2 separate regions of the Homo sapiens genome follow, and region 2 is linked to region 1. The links are chromatin contacts, found by Hi-C in ENCODE. All regions are on one chromosome and are shown on one strand. The core of a region is the stretch at or near the end of the contact, and the rest is flanking DNA. Distances in the headings are between cores, read along the strand shown.

Evidence for each region. Hi-C counts contacts between places; a loop is a spot of excess contacts on that map. Pooled maps may share reads with other maps.
Region 2: a map of OCI-LY7 shows a loop between it and region 1 (7-fold over the local background). The contact joins the promoter of OGFRL1 here to the promoter of KCNQ5-DT in region 1. A Hi-C loop is called at or near these places in 2 of 168 maps with a recorded cell type or tissue (OCI-LY7 and naive thymus-derived CD4-positive, alpha-beta T cell) and 9 of 50 pooled maps.

The regions. Positions count from the first base shown.
Region 1 is chr6:72,620,851-72,624,368 of GRCh38, reverse strand. KCNQ5-DT (KCNQ5 divergent transcript) reads left to right here and starts at 1,690. Exons shown (of 3, transcript NR_186827.1): 1 at 1,690-1,837. KCNQ5 (potassium voltage-gated channel subfamily Q member 5) reads right to left here and starts at 2,305. Exons shown (of 14, transcript NM_019842.4): 1 at 1,782-2,305. The coding sequence starts at 2,179. RefSeq lists silencers at 971-1,020, 2,051-2,310 and an enhancer at 669-1,620.
Region 2 is chr6:71,286,543-71,290,060 of GRCh38, reverse strand. OGFRL1 (opioid growth factor receptor like 1) reads right to left here and starts at 1,250. Exons shown (of 7, transcript NM_024576.5): 1 at 891-1,250. The coding sequence starts at 1,124. All of the region lies in intron 3 of LOC124901339 (a long non-coding RNA gene), which reads left to right. RefSeq lists a silencer at 538-1,597.

The DNA.
Region 1 (3,518 bases), core at 441-2,940:
TTGTAAAGAAAAAATCATAACCTATACAGTATATATATTTGCTACCAAATTGAGCATTATAATTGCTAAATTATTTTAGTATATTCTGACAGGTCAAAATAATTTACCAGGCTTATTAAGTAATATGTTTAATTACATATCAGGTCAGAGGAGATTAACGAGAAAAGTGTCAGTTGCATTTCTCTATCATTATCCTAACCACATTTAAATAAATGTGAATTTTACATAAAAGTTATACTTTTTGATGTAATGATGATGCAACACAACCGTTCTCCTTGTGTGCATTGTAAAACGGAAAGTTGGCTGGAATATTCTGCCTAATGCTACATGTTCACGTCAATCTGGGACTGTAAAATTTTCCAGACACCAGAGCCCCACAGATTGTAGACTCCACCAATTTCCTGACTCCTATGTGGTTGAATTCCAGGTTCACCTAGTTACAAAACCAGCCCTTCTTCCATGTTATTTCAAAACACGTTTCTGGTGTTGATGCTAATTCTGCATCCCAGGAGAGAGCTATGTATGGATGACATAACTTATTTCTAAAAGAAACCTAGTCCGTGTGCTCAAAACTTATTTTACTAGGAAACAAGGAATGTATCAGCGAGTATCTGCAACTTTCTCTACTGGTCTTCTAAGGTTGATGTCTTTATATTTCATCTTAACAAAAAAGAAGCAGAAATAATAATACTAAAAAAAGAGGAAGCAAAAGGAGAAGAGGAAGAAAAAAAGAATTAGACACGAGGTAACATTATAAAAACAACCTTAAAATGCCCAGATAAACGTAACTCTAATAGGAGACTGAATGAATGGACTTTGTGGGAAAAACAGTAGTAAACTTTAAAGCCACTGAAAGGTTTTAAATGCCTAAGGGAAAAATAAACATTTGCTTCCAATCATTTTCTCATTAAGCATTCTCTGCTAGATGGAGAAGGCTTACTACACACACACACACACACACACACACACACACACACTCTTTGACTCCGCGCCACAAACGGGGACTTAACCCACTGCCCGATCTCTGTCAGAGGCGACCCATTTGCGCTTCTGCTATCGCACCTCCGCCCGCGTTCCTGCGCCCCAGGTTCCCCGCTGCCTCCCCGCCCCCTGCAGCGCGGGAGCGTTGCTTCGCCTGGCCTGCTGGCCTCCTCTAGACCTTGGCCACCTTCTCCGTGGCAGGAAGGGCTACATGCACTGACAGATTTTCCGTTGGTGGTGGCTGGGTGGTGGCGAGGCGTGTTTCCGGGCGCGCTTAAAACCTAGCAGCTCTCTCCAAGTAGCAGCTTCCCCTACTCCGCCCCTAGGACTGAGGACCTAGCCCTCGATGCCCCCTCACTTCTCCCCGTCCTACCCCGCCATCACCTCCTAACCTCTCCAGTATACTCTCAAGCCTCACACGGGCGCCTGTCCTCCCTTTGCATTCCCTAGCTCCCGGGCGCCCCGTTCGGTTGAAGTTTACGTATCTTGGGACCTAATTGCTCCCAATTATCCGCGCAGCCTAAGTCCCGCGTCTGCCTGGCTCTCGCCCCGGGAGCCTGAAGCTACCGGGCAGTTCATTGGGTGTCCTCGGGGAAAAGGTTCAAGCTGTAGAGATGAGAGAAGTGGGGCTGGGGGAGGGGAGAGGCTCCAGAAGGAAGACCACGAACACGTGCGAAGAAATAAAAGCCACCACGTGTGCACGCGCGCGGGGGCCCAAGGGCGCGAGCGCGGAGCACGCCCCAGGGGGCCAGGGACAGTGGTCCCCTGCAGCGGGCATAGCAGGGGGCGCGGGTACTCACACGAAAGCGTGGTAGATGAACGCCCAGCCGCGGGGTCTCTCCAGCACGTTGTACAGGTAGTTCTGCACCCGCCGGTACTTGACGTTGCGCCGGCAGCTCTGGCTACTCGTGTAAGAGAGCGGCTTCCCCAGCAGGCTCATCCGGGCCCCCTGCTTGCCCCGGCGGCTCTCCCTCAGGCCACCGCCGCCGCCACCGAGCGTGGCCGCGCGGGTGCCCAGCAGTAGCAGGCCGTCGCCCCTGGCGGCTGCCGAGTTCAGCAGCACCCTGCCCCGGCCGGACTCCACATCCTTCATGCCGCTGCCCAAGCGCCCCCCGCCCGCCGCCGCCGCCGCTGCGCCGCTCTTCACCCAGAGCCCGGCGGCGCCGCCCTCCTCTCCTCCCGCGTGGTGGCGGGGCATGGCATCACCACGGGCACCGCGAGGGGGCCGCCAGCGCCTGCGGCGGGGGCAGCGGCCTCATGTGCGCCGGCGGGTTTCAAGGAGGAAGCCGGCGGCCGACGGGGCGCCCGCCAGCCAGAGACCTCTGAGCCGGGGGCGGGGAAGCAGGCAGCCAGCAAACCGCCCGGGCTTCGGGGCGGGAAAGGAGGGGCTGCAGAGGAGGCCGAGGAGTCCCAATTTCTAACAGCCTTTAGCTTCGAATTCTAAATCCGGACCTGTTTGGGGCGTCACTTTGAGAGGGTTTCTCTTGCTCCCTCATTCCCGCGACTACCACTCCCTCCTTCCCAAACTGCCCCCGGGGATAGAGTGGGGGAGTGCGGGGCGCTCCGAGGCGCGCTCCCACGCGCGCACACCCAGCCCCAGGCTTCCCCTTCCCTCTCTCCACTCCCCACGCCCTGCAGCGAAACGGCCCCAGAAGCCCCTCTCCGAGGCGCGAGTTCGGTTTGGTTCTGGCAGGGGCTTTGCAGCTGTCCGGAAGGTGAAGTCAGCCTTGTGTCCTGAGGAGAAACTGGAGATGCAGGTCGCTGTGCCCTCCCGCTGCTACGTCGCTGCGCCGGATCCTGCCATCCTTCCGCAAGGGGTGAGAGCGGGAACAGCCCTGCCCTGCCTTCCAGGTATTATCTAGCCTGGAGGCTGGAGCGCAAGGTAACGCTCCGGGAAGTGGCACTCGGGTCCCCGCACACGGGCGAGTCCTCAGCAGTTCAGTGGACAGACCCGCAGGACGCGGCTGCCAAGTCCGCGAGGCAAGGACCAGGCATCTTCCCGCGCCTCACTCCAGCCTGCGGACTGTGACTTTCCATCCCAGTATCAGACAAGCTCGCGAGTAACTGAACATCCTTTCCAGTCCATGGGTGGGGTGTGGAAAGGGCGTAAAACTCCAAAGTGGCTCCTCCGCGGTGAGCGAGCTGCCCCGGGGCTCTGCCTGACTGCAGCGCGAAGCCTGGGAGAACAAACCCAGTTCCCTCCGTCAAGAAATTTCCATTTAAGTCCGAGAAAGTCATATGATTGAGAAGTTCAGCAGCGGCGGCGAGGACCCAGTGTCTGGGAAAGAACACCTGGAGGATGGGGTGTCCAGGACGCCGGCTTTTCGGGGTTCCGACCCCACCCACCTTATGTTGTAACATACAAGCTTAGAGACCTGTTGCAAGGAACAACTGACTGGGTCTTCCACCACCCCTGGCACCCGGGTGGCCCAAAGCCTATGCGCCCTTGGCGGAGAGAGAGGCCACGGTGCCACTGGCCGCAGCCTCTGGCCTTCAGAAACAGTGTATTACAAAGAAAAGGCAGTTTAAATCTCACA
Region 2 (3,518 bases), core at 1-2,500, 1.3 Mb after region 1:
GCGGTGTTAGCTGTAATATTTAGGTTATGATTCCCCCAAAACCCTGTGGTCACATTGGACTTTGGGCTCCATTTTCCCAATCTCCATCGCCCCTAGCTGATAAAGAGAAGGGCCTAATGTGGAGCGGCAAACCTGAACCACCTCCAGGATGCACACTTCTTCAGGGGGTCGGCTACATATTTCCTCCTTTTTAAAGTTCCTGATTATTTTCAGTCCATCAGAGGTTAAGGGGCTTATCTCTTGACTAACCTCTCCTCCAAGCTGTATTAGTCAAACAGTTCAAACACAGTTGGATCAACAAGTCTTCTGGTGAAATAAGATTCGTGAAGAATGCCCTGAATCCTAGGTTGAAAGGCCTGAGTTGGGCAGAACAGTGACGTATGAACTTCAGATGAGGGCCTACACTTCTGACGGCTTAGACCCCACTGTAGGGGAGAGCGCTGGCTGCTTGCACTTGTAGCCCCACCTTATTCTGAGTAATTTTTTTTTTTTTTTTTTTTTTTTTTTTTTTTACCAATAACACACACTAGAGGGGTTGTCAAAATCCTCTATTTTTAGACAGGTTCCTCCCACCCCACCTTCGCATAATCCAGCTGCTCTGCAGAGGCAAAGAAAACACCCATTCAAGTTGGGTTCTGCCTTGAGGGACTTCCTCGCCGTGCCCTCGGCCAGGCCCCAGGCCGGCAGTGGGAGGGTCCGGCGCTTTGGGCTCCTGCAGGCCCCCGGGCTCCACCGGGAGACAGGTCAGCCGCGGCGCGGAGGGGTCGGGTCGCAGCGGCGAGCAGCCACCTGGCGCCCCTGGCCTCCGAGCGCGAGGGCGGCTTGGCACTTGCCCCTCTGGGGTGTCGGGGCGCCCCAGCCCGACCCGAGGCCACCGCTGGGCCGCGTACCTGCTCGGCGCCCGCCGCCTCGGCGTCCTCGTCCGGCGCGGGGCTGGCGCCGGGCCGCCCGCCGGCTTGCTCCGGGGGCTGCGCGGGCTGCTCGGACTCCTGCCCCGGGCCCTCGCTGCCGCCGCCCGGCCCTGGTTCTTCGGGCTCGGGCTCCGAGTCGGTCTGCCAGGTGGAGTCGCAGTCCTCCACGGTGGTGGGCTCGCGGAAGCTGACCCCGCCGAGCAGGTTGCCCATTGAAGAGGCGGCGGCGGGCGCGGGGCTGCGGGGCTGCGGGGCGCAAGCTGCGGCAGGCGCTCTAGGGCCCGGGCATGGCCGCGGCGAGGGCGCTGGGCGGCAGCCTAGGCGCGCCCGCCCCGCACTGCCTCAGCGCGGCGAGCGGCGGACAGGCACCCTCGCGGGGAGGAGCCGGCGGCCCCGGGACCGCCGCCGCGCGCGCCTGAACCCGCCCATCCGGCTCCTTCTCCTCCCCACAGGCGGGAGCTGCCGCCGCCCAGAGCCCCCAGGGGAGCCAACTGCGGCCCCCAGCCGAGCGCCACCGGCCCCAGGCCGCGCCTCCCTTCCACGTTTCTCCCCGGAACACCTGCCTTCACGCGGCCCCCGGCGGCCCCCGGAGTGGATTGGGGTCGGCTACTACCCTCGCCGCCCGGAGCCGGGGGACGCCCTCCCGGGGCATCTCCCAGCTGAGCGGGATGAGGGATCCCGCCCAGCTCCTGGAGCTGAGGACTGGCGTGGACGTGGTGTCGAAGAGGTGTCACCGTCAGCAGGCGGGTCCTGTCCACACCCCCTCCCCCTCTCCCTGGTCCAGGAGGAAGACACTTTAGCTGCAGCAGAGGACAAAAGCTGATGGTGCCGGGCACCATATAAACAGGAAATCCCAGCTGCCACAACTGTACTTAGGGCAGCCACCTAGAGTCCTTGTGGTCTAGAAAAAGTCAGAGCTATCAGTCACCTCATCTAATGAGCAATCGCTCGTGAAACAAAAGGAACAGTAACAACTGGACCATCACATTGATTTGCGGGTAACCTTACACCCACTACAAATTGGTGCTCCGTGTAGGCAAAAATCTCAGAATCAGTAGAACAGATGGGCTGTTTCTAATGGAAGAAGCCTCGGCCCTGTGGTCTGTTCTGCAAATGAAAGGAGGAGGGAGAACTGTGTTAGGGAAGTTCTTTCTTTTTTCTGTTCTGTTCTGTTCTGTTCTGTTCTGTTCTGTTCTGTTCTGTTCTGTTCTGTTCTGTTGTTCTGTTCTTTCTTTTCTTTCTTTTTGAGACAGAGTCTCCCTCTGTTGCCCAGGCTGCAGTGCAGAGGCGCGATCTCGGCTCACTGCAACCTCCGCCTCCTGGTTTCAAGCAATTCTCCTGCCTCAGCCTCCCAATAGCTGGGATTACAGGCATAAGCCTATAGAAGTACGTAAAGATAAGGTAGTATTATCAAATATGTGACCCAGAGAAAAGTGACTGTTGTAAAATGTGTCTTCTGGCTTTCTAACTAGAAGGGAAGCCTCTTTGCAGGCAGCCCCCGTCTGAAAGTGTGTCTGTATTTACAGTGCTGTCAACTTGGTGGATGCTCAGTAAACATTTGTTAAATATGGACTAAGAAAGATGAGCTAGATATTTGAAGATTAAACTGTTGAACTTGGAATGAATAGTTTCTTTTCAAATGTTTCATGATGAAGTAGGAAGCCAAATCATGTTAGATGGACTGTTTCTAAGGGAAGAATCAGGTAAACCAGCTGCCTATTCCATGGATAAATCAGGATTACCTAAGCTCTTCATGCACTGCAACAAGACATCTAGGCTGTAGCTCTGTCACTAATCAGTTTCTGACTTTAAGTAGGTCACATGAACCTAAACTTCCTCATTTGTAAAATGAAACCAGATCTCTGGGAGCCCTTCCAGCTCTGACCTTCTGTGATCCTATGACTGGGAAAAGCTCTGAAACTAATAAGAAATAGACACGGGGTGCACAAAAAGACTTTTGGGGCCGGGTGCGGTGGCTCACGCCTGTAATCCCAGAACTTTGGGAGGCCGAGGCGGGCAGATCACCTGAGGTCAGATGTTCAAGACCAGCCTGGCCAACATGACGAAACCTCATCTCCACAAAAAAATATAAAAATTAGCCTGGCTTGGTGGCGGGCGCCTGTAATCCCAGCTACTTGGGAGGCTGAGGCACGAGAATCACTTGAACGCGGGAGGTGGAGGTTGCAGTGAGCTGAGATCAGGCCACTGCACTCCAGCCTGGGCGACAGAGTGAGACTCCATTGCCCCCACCCCCCGCCAAAAAAAATACTTTTTGATTATAATGGCTTAGCAGAAGAAGATGTGGGGCAGCCACATACCACAGGAATCCAACTGCTCAAAGCTGGGAATTCGATTTTCCGTTGGTAGAAGACCGGAACACATTGCAGAAGTAGATATTGTCCATCCAGCCTTAAGTGTTCCGAGATTGTTGATGTGGAAAGTCTAAGGATAGTTGTTGTGTCCCAGGCGCTCCATCTGTTGGTTTAGGTGTATGTAGATTAAAGTTGGCCACATGTTCTTTGCTCTCTTCCCATTGAGAAGTAGTCTTATTCCTTACTCTTGAAGGAGCTGGCCTCAGTGACTTGCTTAACTATAGAATATGAAAGA